Regions from separate parts of the Homo sapiens genome. Here region 2 is linked to region 1. The links are chromatin contacts, found by Hi-C or POLR2A ChIA-PET in ENCODE. All regions are on one chromosome and are shown on one strand. Each heading gives the region's core, a stretch centred on a gene start or an enhancer-like site at or near the end of the contact. The rest is flanking DNA. Distances are from core to core; before and after follow the strand shown. Region 1 has its middle 34 kb from the start of LINC01747. Region 2 has its middle 10 kb from the start of THBD.

The links. Hi-C counts contacts between places; a loop is a spot of excess contacts on that map. ChIA-PET counts read pairs that join two places held with the same protein, here RNA polymerase II (POLR2A). Pooled maps may share reads with other maps.
Region 2: a map of posterior vena cava shows a loop between it and region 1 (3-fold over the local background). The contact joins two enhancer-like sites. A Hi-C loop is called at or near these places in 4 of 168 maps with a recorded cell type or tissue (MCF 10A, chondrocyte, left ventricle myocardium superior and 1 more) and 4 of 50 pooled maps. POLR2A ChIA-PET finds 5 or more read pairs at or near these places in 2 of 52 experiments (A549 and SK-N-SH).

The regions. Positions count from the first base shown.
Region 1 is chr20:22,715,755-22,722,539 of GRCh38, reverse strand. No RefSeq gene overlaps it. Among named protein-coding and RNA genes, the nearest start is that of LINC01747, 34 kb to the right of the region's middle. Within about 2 kb of position 3,164, at least 5 of the 41 ENCODE cell types and tissues checked have a DNase peak (open chromatin) inside an H3K27ac peak, as active enhancers do.
Region 2 is chr20:23,055,889-23,063,488 of GRCh38, reverse strand. No RefSeq gene overlaps it. Among named protein-coding and RNA genes, the nearest start is that of THBD, 10 kb to the right of the region's middle. RefSeq lists a silencer at 963-1,257. Within about 2 kb of position 1,644, at least 12 of the 41 ENCODE cell types and tissues checked have a DNase peak (open chromatin) inside an H3K27ac peak, as active enhancers do.

The sequences.
Region 1 (6,785 bases), core at 1,915-4,414:
CATATAAGTCACGAAGTCATTTGTGTTTCATTACTTTTATGCTCATCTTGTTCCCAAGAAATGGATTTCTTTTGGAAGATAACAAAAGATCCATTGCATAATCCCATTCTTTCTAAATCCTCGAAAGAGACCAACACTTTTATCATTTTCATTGTTCTTAGGCTCTATTCTTTCACCTTTAAACTGTCCATGTCTAATCTATTCTATTCTAAACCTCTGTGGATAATTTGTTCTTCACATGCCATTTTAGGAGGGAAAAAAAAACTTATATAAAAACACTTAAGAAACAGACAGCTTAAAAAAAATGAGCAAAGGAACCTGAATAGATACCTCAGAGAAGAAGAAACCCAAATACATGTGAAAAGATGTTCCACCTCATCAGCCATCAGGAAAATGGAAAGTAAAGCCATGATGAGCTATTGTTACTGTCAAAGATAAACAGCCCGACACTAGGTAAAGGGGTAAGGACCGATTTTAGTAATAACTAGTGAAATAGGGAAAAGAGTCCTCCATGAAGGGAACTCAACTTCCATTTGTACGCAGGTAAACTGGCATTTTAAAAGGAGAATGAAGAAGTAGGAAGTGGGCAGGCCATACAGAAAAGTTAAAATTCATGAAATATCAGCCCGTGTAAACGAGACCAGGCTGACAATCCTCAGTGTTAGGGTCTCATCCTCCTGAGACTGGGGCTGGAAGACAGAAGCCCTATCCTCAGGTATTGGCTGAAACAAACTGTAAATTATTTTAACAGCCTTAAGTTTTCCCAGGAAGGCAATTTAAATGAGGGCTAGCATCCTCTTGGGGATGTGGTCTTGTGCTGTTAGAAACTGTTTGTGCTTGTTCAAGGATTTATTGACCAAAATTGAGGTCTATTAAAAGGAGAACTCCCATTCTGTAGGTTGCCTGTTCACTCTGATGGTAGTTTCTTTTGCTGTGCAGAAGCTCTTTAGTTTAATTAGATCCCATTTGTCAATTTTGGCTTTTGTTGCCATTGCTTTTGGTGTTTTAGACATGAAGTCCTTGCCCATGCCTATGTCCTGAATTGTATTGCCTAGGTTTTCTTCTAGGGTTTTTATGGTTTTAGGTTTAACATTTAAGTCTTTAATCCTTTGAATTAACTTTTGTATAAGGCATAAGGAAGGGATCCAGTTTCAGCTTTCTACATATGGCTAGCCAGTTTTCCCAATAGCATTGGGAGATATACCTAATGTAAATGACAAGTTAATGTGTGCAGCACACCAGCATGGCACATGTATACATATGTAACAAACCTGCACGTTGTGCACATGTACCCTAGAACTTAAAGTATAATTAAAAAATTTAAAGAAAGGAGAACTCAGAGGAGCCTACCTTAAATTTAATCAAGGGGATAATCTTTTTACTCTATATCAAAATGGGCTTTAACAAAAAGATAACATAGTGTTCATAAGGATGTGTGACAAGTGGAATTCATACACTTTGGAAAATTACTTGGGGACATTTCCGAAAGCTAAAGTGTACCTACCCTGAGGTCGAAACATTTCATAGGGGAGTGCTATGTTACCAGAAAACGTGGGCAGAAATGTTCATAACAGCATTATTAGTACTAGCCAAAGCATAGAAGCAATCCATATCAATACAGACAGCAAAATAAAACCACATTCACCAATGAAGTACTACAAAAAAAAATGACAACTGCAACATTTGCAAAATCATGGCAGAGTCTACAGGCAGGAATCTGAGCAAAAGAAATCAGACAGGAAAGAGCACACACTGTATGTAAGATTCTATGAATTTTAAGAACAGGCTAGAGGTGGACTACTTCACAGCCAGAAAAAAAGAACGAGATCATGATCTTTGCAGCAACAAGAATGGAGCTGGAGGTCATTATCCTAAGTGAACTAACACAGGAAGAGAAAACCAAATACCACATGTTCTCACTTATAAGTGGGAGCTAAACATTGAGTACACATGGACACAAAGAAGGAAACAATAGACACCTGGGACCCCTTGAGGGTGGAGGGTGGGAGGAGAGTGAGGATTGAAAAACTACCTGCTGAGTACCATGCTTATCTGCCAGGTGACAACATAAGCTGTACACCAAAACCCCAAGACATAGACATGTAATTTACCTATACGACAAACCTGCACATGTACCCCTGAAACTAACATTAAAGTTTTTTTTTGGTGGTTTTTTTTTTTTTTTTTTTTTTTTTTTCAGAAAGAACAGGCTAAAGGGCTTGTGTTGAGGGAAGCCAGAACACAGATTCCCTCTGGTGGGTGGGTGATGACCGGAAGGAGCCAGAGGTGTGGGGAGTTGGGAATGTCCACATCTTGATCTGAGCAGTGCAATGTGACTCTAGATAGGCGTTATTAAACATTCACGAAGCTACACAATTAAATCATTGGACAGTATGCCAGGCATTTTAAGCCTCAGTTGTTGTTTTTTTTTTTTTTAAAAAAAAAAAGAGAGAGAAACTTAGGGCATATCAGTTAAATATAACATGCAGAACTTGTTTGGATTCTGTTTGTACAAAATCCTGTTAAAAAGCATTCATGAAACAATGAGGAAATGGCAAGTCTCAATTGAAACTTACTACATAACATGAAGTGATGATATTTTTGTATGCTCATGGTATCACAGTATGGATTTATATTCCCTGATCTGTTAGAATACATGCTGAAGGATGCAATTATATGATACTTGGCTTTGCCTCAAAATAGTCCAGTGGGGCCTTGCAGGAGGGCTGGATGTTACAGAGGACACGGGTCAGGAGTACCTTAGCGACGAGTGCATGGAAGTTGATGCATGCATTTGCAGGAAATTTTCCATAATAAAATAATTTCTTTTAAATCTGTCTTTGGGGAAGGCCATAAGAGAAAAAAAAATCTAAAATAAAAATTTTATTTTAAAACAAAGTCTGGTTTTGCTTTATCATGTAGTGAGGCGTACTGCAGGAGATCTGAAACAATGTCAGGGTGCCCCACCCCACCCTGCTTTTCCCTCCTTCCCAGCACGTGGGATCACCCCACAGGGCCAGACATAGCAGAGTCTGAGGCCTCTTCCTGGCAGGAGGACTCCCCGAGGCAGGCAGGAAGCGTCTCTACCCAAGGCTCCGGGGAGCTAAGCCTTCCTCTGAGGGACCGCCCTGGGATTGTTTTATATTTACCTTAGCTCAGCACAGTCTCCACCCTGGCTTCCCTTGTCCTTGAAAAGGCGACAGAGGAATATTCTTAGCTCACTAGCCCTGTGCATACCTCAGGCTTCCGGAGCATCTCTGCAACTGGGGCCTCTGTGCTATGCTTTTTCCAGATGAATATGTTTGCAAGGCTTCTGCTTGAACCAGGAAGCTGCAGGCCCTAGTGGGAGCTGTGCCCATAGACCACACTTCCCCCACTGCAACTCTGCTCCAAGAGCAAGTTTGAGAAACAAGATTCCCCATGCATGTAACCATATTGAGAGCTCTGAGAAGACCTAGAGTAAAGCAGAATAAAACAAAGAAAGCATTGACAGAGGAGCACCAGGGAGCATCCCTCAAGTCCTCCTCCAAATGCACTCTTGGGGAAACCTGCGCAGAAGTGTGGCCCTTGGAGCAGTCGTTCTGAACCAGGATCCACTCTGGGTTCTGGAAATCATGAGCTTTCTAAAGTCACATTTCGTGCCTTCTTTATGAAGCAAAGGTCCTTGCGTCATGAGGCTCACAAAGGGATCCCAGACCCTGAAAGAAGCCAAAACAACTGCACTTGGTGGGTTTTTCTAAGGGACAGTCTAATGTGTTCTTGATGAGTGTTAAATTTGAATGCATAACATCATCTCTTCATACATTTATCTTTCAGTGTTGTCTCTCACTTTAAAGATCTTACCTCACAAATTATAAGACAGACCAAATTCCCATTTTAAATCCAGGCACAAAGGAATCTTGAAAAGCAAGTGGCTAAATCAAGAACACATAGAGAGAGAGAGGGTGGTCTACCCTTCACGCGCATGTGGCCAACCTGGAGGAGCTTGCAATTTTAAAGATTCACATTCAGCAGATCTTTCCACTTGGCTCTCTCATCTACTCAGGATTCTGCAGAAGGTTGAATGAACTGTCCTTGTTCCACTGTGCATCTCAGGGGAAGGTCAGCTAGCAACTCCAGATTACACGGGTGCAGTGTCTACTGCGTAACCCAAGCAAGCATGTCATCATTGAAACGAAGAACCAAGTCTTAAAAATTAATGCCCCGAGGTTCAGACTGAGGGCTCTATTCTGGTCTGATCTGAGACCAAAGGGAAGGCCTTGGTATCTTATAAAAAGAAGCTTAGGCTTTATATACATACATTGTTTTTCATCGTGGCCTCACATTTGTATTATTTTATTTTATATATTTGATTTTATTCATTTATATTATTTACAGCTCATTTACAACTCATTTTATTGGTATTTTTCTTTCTGTTTAGCACACTTCCTAGTACACAAAATTGTAGCATGCATAATAATAAAATATTTGGTTTTCTTATTAAATAATAACGCATGCCATGGTAAAACACTGGAAACTAAGAATCACCATCATTCCGACATCTCAGAGGTAACTATGGTTTACACAGACAGAGCTTTGAAGAAGCAGCTCTTCTGCCCTTTCTGGAGTCTCAAGTCCTGTGTCGCTTCTTCCCCATATTAGAGAGAGATCTACACTATACATCTCAACTTGTCTGAAGTGCCTGTGAGTTTAATACATAGCTGTAGAGCGTAAATGTTCAGTTCTCCAGACTTGAGCAAAATATACTGGGAAATTGTCCTTTTACAATACATTACCAGGAAATATCCCTATAACAACTGCGGAAGGGTGTGTAACCATGGCTATTCTACACTTCAGCGCTGCATCCACCCAGTTCTGAGTCACTGAATTCCCTCCTTATCAGCCTCCTGACCTTCAGAGTTCTGCTCCTGACCCCATCTGCACCCTCCCCTCCTCAACCAACGCTGACTTCACCCAGTCCTGTAAATCCTCCAGCTTCTGACCAAATTGCATTTGAGGACAAGGAAAAGGGACAGAGTCTGGATTTCAAATGTAGATAATGAAACTTTAGCTGAACTGATCAAGGAAAAAGGAGACAACTCTAATTTCTAATATCAGGAATGGAAAAGGAAGCAACAGTGTAGATTTTGGAGACATCAAAAGAATGGTCAGAGTACATTATGGTCAGCTTGATGTCAATAAATTGCACAGCTTAGATGATATGGACAAATTCCTTGAAAAATATAACTTAAGAAATGTATAAAAAAGGAAAAAATACTTGGAATATGAATCATCCCACTCAAGGTTCCAGAGCTTAGAAATAAATCCAACAGCTTCAGGGGAAAATATGAGGAGAGTGAGGAGTGGCTCTAGATGGAAAGGAAATAGCAAGTGTCTCAAAACTGTGTTTGGTGTAGTTCCCAGAATCAACAAAGCAGAGGCCGTTGAGTGTGTTACATATTTTAGATTTGGGGAGGGTATGTCTTCGATTAGATCAAATTGGGGAATGTAATGTTTGACCTTCATGACTCCCACCTGTGAAGACTGAACATCGTCTGTTTTGCTAAGTGAAACTCAGCTGGAGGAGAGTGCAGAACGAGGAAGAGAAGCAAGCAGTCAGAGGCCACAGTGATGATGTGGTGGGGTGGAAGCCAGGAACCACACAGTGCCCGCTGAAGGACCCACCTGCACATGGCCTCCAGCCAAGGCAAGTGGAGTAGTCACAGCCTTCCTTCCTTCCGCAAAGCAAAAACTACAAAAGCTACTTATATCTTCTAAGTTCCTCATAATCATTTGCCTAAAGTATTTGCAGTTATTCAGGTATTGAATAGTTTCTACAGGAGTTTCTTATAAACTCCAACTTCTACTTATTCCCTTTTATTCCTCTCATTTCTTCAGTCTGTTTCTGTGTATCTGGATTCTGGTGTTACTACCATTGGAGATCATCTTTATTTCAAGGATCTTCACACTTTCATTGCCTTTCCTCTTCTCTTACCCAGGTCCTGTGAACCTTGGGGAGTGTACGATACCTGCTTTTGTGGTAACAACCTTGACAACCTATGTAAAGAAAGAGTTTGGGCTACGATCATTGGCATATAGTTTGGTAGAATGTACAAATGCCTTTTTGTTTCTATTTTATAGACTAAATATGGAAATAAGTGAGGCTAATTTAATTTGTAAAGGCCTCATAGTGGATCAAGAGTTTCACTTTTGGACTGAAATGACATTTTAAGAATTTGCTGGGTAATGAAATATCTTTCAACTTCTCCTTCATATAAATTTAGCTTCCAAACCTGGGATTTATTTTTGTTCTTCTAATTCCTTTGCATAGGAGAGTTTAATAAGATTTGACATTCCAAAGTTCTGCCACAGAACTTTGCTTTGTCCTCCACATTGCTTTGCACAAGATTTTTCTCTAGAGAAAAGGACATAACTATGAGAATGAATTAGTATTTTGGGCAGCAATAAGTATGGAGAGAGAATTTTTAGGGGAGCATCTATATCCACAAGTGAGGTAATCATATAACTTATTACTCTAATTGTGGCATTTTAAAATTATATTTTGAAGCAACTTTAAACTTACAGAAAAGCTGTAAGTACTTCTACAAGTTATAAAAATTTACAAGTACAGAACTTTTTTTTTCCTTGAAGCCATTTAAGAGTAAGTTGCTAAGGCAATGTCCCATCACTTCTGATTATGATAATATATATTTCCTACAAACAAGGTCATTCTCCTACATAACCAAAATAGAACCATCATAATCAGGAAATTAACACTGATGCATTACCCCATCTAGTCCTGAGAT
Region 2 (7,600 bases), core at 395-2,894, 340 kb before region 1:
TTGCATTTTTTTAATGGTCAGAAAAAAATCAAAAGAAGAAAAATATTTCATGGCATGTAAAATTATGAAAATTTCAAAGTCTGTAAACAAAGTTTTATTGGACCACAGCCACATCCATTCGTTTATATATGGTCTGCGGCTGGTCTCCTGTTACAGCAGCACAGACCAAGTGGCCTGCAAAACCTAAAGCACTTATTATCTCTGTTTCTTTGCAGAAAACAGTATGAGGTTGACATACTCATAGCCCAACAGTATGAGGTTGGGCTATGAATTCTTAATACTTTTAGCATCTTGGATTCCTTCAGTCTTCCTCCTTTCCATCCTATTGCATGACTTTCAGCTTCATGATAACAATGTCCTCTGCACCTCCTGTCTGTGCAAAAATTTTACAAATTACATTTATCTTGGCTTGAAGGTGGAGTTCCACTATCCCATCAGGATAAGGTTTGTGATACTTGTGCCCATGCAGGTAGAAACTGTAGATTCAGGATCCAAGGAAGAGTTGGTAGAGCCAGGACCCAAGGTGGAAAGCCCAGGAGGAAGAGATGAGGGTAGTGAGGATGTGAGCAGAGCCTGGGAGGCCACTTCATTCATGCCTCACATACAATGAGCCAGTTGTTTCTCAAACCTGTGCATCAGAATGCCCTGGAGAGCTTGCTAAAACCCACAGGGCTGGGCCCAATCCCCAGAGTTTCTGATTCAGGAAGTTTGAATTAGGGCCCAGGAATCTGCCTTTCTGACAAGTTGGTAAGTGATATATGTGTTCACAGAGAGAAGATAAAAGCTGATGCTGACAATCTTGGCCACTCCTTTTTCATACTCCTAAGAGGATCATTGAAACTGTGGTGGAAGGTAGGGGAAGGCAGGTAGAATCCTGTGCAGGCTGGTCTCATTGAGGCCGTTGGGTTGCCCAGCGGAGTGTGTGTGCAGCAAATTCCCCAATACCCTTTTCCCCAAGACCTTGTCAACAGGCAGATTCTGATGCAGGAGGTCGGGGTGGGGTCAGAGGTTGTGCATTTCTAACAAGCTACCAGGTGCAGTGATGCTGCTGGTCTGGGACCACACACTGAGGGGCAAGGCTGCAGGGGACTGCCTTGGTTTGCATACCCTTCTTCTTCCTCTGCCTGTATCACAGCAGGAACATCCTGTTTTTAATGCCAGCTGCCCTTCAGTCCACCAGAGGCAGCAGTGCTCCAACGTTCTGGGGCCATGTCCACATCTTTATCATTGCTTCTGAGCCCCGGGGACTGACTCATTTAAATGACATTTTCAACTCTGGAAAAATGTTGGGCCAGAAATGGAAACAGCAGCAAACACTTTCTGGGAAACAGGAAGCCAAATATTTGGTTCTTGACAACTATTTTCCCCCCAGATTCAGAGCCTACTTATTTCCCAAATAAATAAAACTTTTAGATAGCAAGATAAAATATGAAAATGATGTTCACGCTCAAGACCACAGGATGAGAGCACAAAGAGTGCACACTAGGAGAAAACAGAGGGCTATAAAGTGTCTCTGGCATATTTCAAGTTCTGAATTTACTTATTATCAGCTGTTTGTGTTTATTCTGCTTGCAGTAGAACCAGCTGGAGTTTTAAATTTGCACCGTGGGTGATGCTGCCAAAATTATCCCTTGCAGCTGTTGGCTCCACGCTTCTTCAGTGGCCAGCTGGTTGTCAGAAACATAAACGTAACTACCAGTCCCAAGGAGGAAGCAGTCTGCCCTATTGTCTATGGAGAACAGACAATGCGTCCCACTGCCCTTCTTTCCTGCAGGGCCCTTTAAGGGACCCAGAAAGCTCCCTCTTGCCGTATGTCCCAAAAGTCCTTTCCAAAGGAAAATAAACCCCAGAGAGCCATTTTTTGGCAGTGCCTTGCTGGGATCTGGCTTCGGAATTATTCCCAATCTGAAAAGTCTTCTCGATGATTTGGACGTGGACTGAATGTTTCCCCATCCTTCCTTCTACTTTTGAGCACCCATGGTGGGTGGACCAGCTATGGGTGGAGGTAAGCGAGGTCTGAGGCACCCCCAGTGGGAAGCCACTCCCTTCCTCTTCTCCCAGAGCTAGATGGAGCCTCAGTCACTGCCAGGCCTGTGGGTAGAAGAGGGATTTCTGAATGATGGGATCAAATATTGGCCGCCCCTACTTCAGAGTAAAGCCCTCTCCAGCACCCTGCTCTCTGTGACATCTTCATTCCTGGAAGGCTGTTCTGCCCAAGCTGAAGATGTTCTCAGACAGTTTACCCAGAGCTGTCAAGCCATCCTGCAGGCTTGTTCTCAGCCACCAGAAGTCTAGAGTAGCTAGTCTGCAGTTTTCAGTCCTGATGGAGCTAGATATTGATGAAAATAAGAAGTCTGCCTGCACCAGCTTCTGCAAATCACCAAAAGATCTCTGTGCAAATTTGTCCAATACTGACTTGGTCAGATAACCAGGGTTTCAATATTCATTGCTCTCATCACTAAGTTTTGGGGAGGTTTGCTACTGGCAGTAGATAACCGATTTTGTGGGGCTCCACCAGGCTTGCTGCTTTCACACAACAAAGGCAGAGTTCAGTGGTTATGACAGAGGCTGAAAGGCCTGCAGCTGAAATGTTTACTCTCTTGCCCTTGACAGACACGGCACGTCAACCTTGCTCTAGGGCATCCACAGAATTCCTCCAGATATCTGGGTCTTAGCAGGCACTTTTGTTTATCTGTCCTTCCACAACTCAAACCAAGAAGCCAAAGATTTAGCATCTCAGTAGTTCACTGGTAATAACATGGGGTGAGTTGGGATGGGTCTCTATGACACAGCCCGGCTGAACCCATGTGATAAAGTCTATCCTCTTGTGAAATGTGTTTTTGGGGAAGCAATCACTGAACTCAGGGGGTGCAAAGACCCCAGCCTTCTCAAGATGACAGGAGCGGCTCTTTCAGGCAGCAGATTTTTATTAAATTCTTGAAAATTAGTGAGCTACAAGGGAGTCAGAATAGCTTCTGTTTTGCAAGAGACTGCAAAAATGCGATGTGTATTACCAGCCACATTACTTTGAACTGACTAATTTTCAATTATCAAAAAATAATTTTACCTTTTTTTAATGAAGGAGTGGAGCCTTTAACTTATAAAATAAATGCATGTAGAAAATATAAGAAAGAGAAGAAAGTAAAAATCATGCTGCTTCAACTCAGAGATAATGATGTTACCAGCAGCAAATCCATATGGGTCTGCAGCAACCTCCATTCTTGCCTCCTCAGAAGAAAGAATTCAGCTGAGAGGCAGAAGGAGAGACTAGCAAGCTTTCGAGCGGGATTGAAAGTTTATTACAAAGCTTTAGAGCAGGGAAGAAGGAAGGAAAGTACACTTGGAAGAGGGCCAAGTGGCCAACTTGAAATACAAGTGCGTGGTTTGACTTTTTCACTTGGGGTTTTATGTGTTGGCATACTTCTGGGGTCTTGCATCCTTTCTCCCCTGATTCTTCCCTTGGGATGGGCTGTCCACATGCTCAGTGGCCTACCAGCACAGTTTGTTTACTGGAGTTGTACACATGCTCACTTCAAGCATTCTTCCCTTGCCAGTCAAATGTCCCTAGAAGGTCATATACCAATTAAACTCTGTCATTTTGCATCTTAATGCACAAGCTTGAGCCCACTTACCCAGCTCCTGAGATCTTATCTGGAAGCTGCTGATCCCCAGTTTGAGGTTTCTTCTATTGATAGGGAGACTGCTTTCCCTGGCACTGGCTGCAACAAATTATTTTAGAAAGACAGTTAACAACTGCCTGACCATCATCTGATGGTTGTCTGACATTCCTGGTGGTGGAGGAGCCCTCTCCTGCCATGCTCAGGCCTGACTAGCTACCTACTGTAACAATTATATATATATATCTCCTATACCATAAGTAGTATTTCTTTCTATATTAGGTGTGTTTACTTCCATAGCTTTCCATCCACTGGATCTATCAGTTATAATTTGATAATAGGTATATTAAATATACTTACTGTGCTAACAAAATGTTCAGATCTCTAATTTTCACAAAAAATTAAAGGCAAGCACTAAATATTTGCAGTTATATTAGTGATAGATATTTTCATTGTTCAATTTCTCACATTTCATGCATTTAAAGAATATATTATAATATACTTCTGTAAAATAGCATTAAAATATATAGTTCCAATTATCTTATTTTCCTGCCTAAATAGGTTTTGTTCTCTGCACATGCTCACTTTTAAGCCTCTTGTCCTGCATACATTTAAGGCCTGAACTTATCCCACAGGAGATGTGTGCCAACAGCCGAAGCACAGTTGACGTTTCTCAAACAACACTTGTGGATTTCTTGGCTTCCTTGTGAGGACTTTGTCTTCCAAGGACAGTGTTTCTGAGTGTAAGAGCATTTCTTTCAAATATGCATTGTTTTCAATAAAAATATAATCTGCTATGAACAAATATTTTGTAGAAAATAAAGGGAGAGTCTAACATGGCAAAACGCACCTTGACACAATAACATTCTAGAGGCTTCTACTTGAACTGACCGAAATAGTTCTGTGTTCTTTTAAGTGAATAGTTCTTCATTCAGGGGTCTCATCAGCTTGAATGGAGAAAACATTACTTCTATATTTTCACTAATCTGCACCTGAAACAGCATATCCTTTCCTTCCAAAAGGAAAGAAAAGAAAAGGCAAGGTAAATACCGAGAGCAGTGTTAGCAGGACCAGAGACTGTCATCGCTGTAAATCACAGACACAGACCACATTACAGTTGTCACAGATCTCTCAAAATATTGTTTACATTGATCACCACTTTGAAATTATGGCATTTAGGTGGCGCACCATGAGAACTTGTGTTTTAAAATATCCCAAAAGAAGCACTTATATTTGATATCACATATTTGCTACTTTTTGAGATTTTAATATTTCATTTCAATATGACTGGATTCCTTTGTAATTCTGTGAGTTTTATTTGATACATTTATTTAAAATATTATTCTAGAAAGGGGTCCGTGGGCTTCAACCAACTGCCAGAGGACCCATGGCCCAAATGCCTGTTCATCTCTTGCTCACCACCTATTGGCCTGAGCAGAGATTACCAGGTCCAGCCAGATACATGTTTCAGAAAGAGACATTGCCCAGCAGGCAGCCTCTGGGGCTCTCTTGCTATTTTCTGTGGTCCTCCACTTTTCTCAGAAAACACCTCTTGAGAGGAGGGGATATATCAGGACACCTGAGTGAGAAGACCAAGGTAGTGTCCCATGAATCTGCTAGACACAAAATTCTCTTTGCTCTCAAAGTAGGCCACCCTGGATGACTGACCCTGAATAGATCACTGGGCATTCCCGAGCTTCCTTTGGCTCCATGGAAATCCAATAGATGATAGATCCAAAGTTCTGTGTCAAGGTAGACAGCTATAGGTATTCTATCCTTCCTCATACAATAAGCCCCCGGCTGCAGGAAAAGGCTCAGAGGTCCACTGGCAGTTCATCACTTAAGCTCTCATGCTTCATTCACTGGGGGAACATATGTTCTTCTTCTTAAAAACAGCTATACTGAGATATAATCCACACATCATACAGTTTACCTATCTAAAATGTATAATTCAATGGCTTTTGGCATACGCATAGAGTTTTGCAAATTAATTCTAGAACATTTTAATCACCCCAGAAAGAAACCCTGCAATCATTAGTAGTCTTTTCCTAATTCCCCCTTACTCTCAATCCCTAGGCAACCACTAATGGACTCTTCGTCTCTCTAGATTTGTTAATTCTGGACATTTCATGGAAATGGAATCATATAATATGTGGACTTTTGGGACTGGCTTATTTCATTTAGCATAATGTTTGCAAGATTGTGCATGAATCAGTACTTCATGTCTTTTTATTGCCAAATAGCATTTCATTATATGGACAGGACATGCCACATTCCATTCATTCATTCAACAGCTGATGGATATTTGGGTTCTTTCTACTCTTTGGCTGTGAAGAATAATGCTACTGGGGCTGGGCGCAGTGGCTCACACCTGTAATCCCAGCACTTTGGGGGGCCAAGGTGGGCAGATTATGAGGCCAAGAGATTGAGATCATCCTGGCCAACATGGTGAAACCCCGTCTCTACTAAAAATACAAAAATTAGCTGGGTGTGGTGGCGTGTACTTATAGTCCCAGCCTCTTGGGAGGCTGAGGCAGGAGAACTGCTTGAACCTGGGAGGCAGAGGTTGCAATAAGCCAAGATTGCAGCACCACTGCACTCCAGCCTGGTGACAGAGCGAGACTCCATCTCAAAAAAAAAAAAAAGAATAATCCTATTACGAACATTTGTATAGAAACTTTTGTGTGCAAATATGTTTTAATTTTTCTTGAGTGTATATACCTAGAAGTAGAATTACTAGATCACATGGTAACTGTTGTTTAGCATTTTGGGGAACTGCCAAACTGCTTTCTAAAGTGGTTGCACCAGTAAACATCTCCATCAGCACTATCTGAGGATTCTTCTCTGTCTTTTGATTGTAGCCATCCTAGTGGGTGTGTATTGGTATCTCATTGTGGTTTTAATTTTCATTCCCCTAATGGCTAATGATGTTGAGCATCTTTCCATGTGCACAGGATCTGTCTTCTCACTCAGGTGTCCTGATATATTGGCCATTTATATACCTTCTTTTGAGAAATATCTATCCAGATCTTTTGCCCACATTTTAATTGGGTTTGTTGTCTTTAATTATTGACTTGTAGTTCCTTATATATTCTAGAGAGACCTTATCAGGTACATAATTTGTAAATGTCTCCTACCATTCTCCCATTCTGTGGCTTGTCTCCACCTTTTTTTTTTGAAGCATAAAAGTTTTAAATTTTGATAATGTCTAACTTATCTACATTTTCTTGGATTGCTTGTGTTTTTTGTACCATATTTAAGAAACCAGTGCCTTATTGAAGGCCACAAAGATTTACACCTATATTTTCTTCTAAGGATTTTCTAGTTTTAATCTTACATTTAAGTGTTTTGACCATTTTTCTTTAATTTTTTATTTGATGTGAGGTAGAGGTCCCACCCTACCACATGTAGATATGCAGTTGTTCCAGAATCATTTGTGGAAGAGACTATTCTTTCAATTGCCTTGGCACCCTTGTGGAAATCAATTGACCACAAATGTGAGGGTTATTTTTAGATTCTCAATTCTATTCCATTGATTCGTGTCTGTCTTTATCCCAGCACTATATTGTTTTGGTTCTGGTGCTTTGCGGTAAGTTTTGAAATCAGGAAGTAAGTGTTCATATTTTTTTCTTTTCCAAGATTTCTTTGGCTCTTTGGAATCCCTTGAACTTCCATGTGAATGCTAGGATCAATATGTAAATTTCTGCAAAGAAAAAAGCGGAGATTTTGATAGAGATTGCATCTAATTTGTAGATAAATTGTGGGGATATTTCCACCTTAATCATATTAAGTCTTCCAATCCATGAACGTAGGGTGTCTTTCCATTTATTTAAGCCTTTTAAAGTTTCTTTCAGCAACGTTTTGTAGTTTTAAGAGCAAATGTTTTGCATTTCTTTTGTTAAATTTATCCTCAAGTATGTTATTCTTTTTGATGCTATTATAAATGGAATTGTTTTCATAATTTTCATTTTTTTATTGTTATA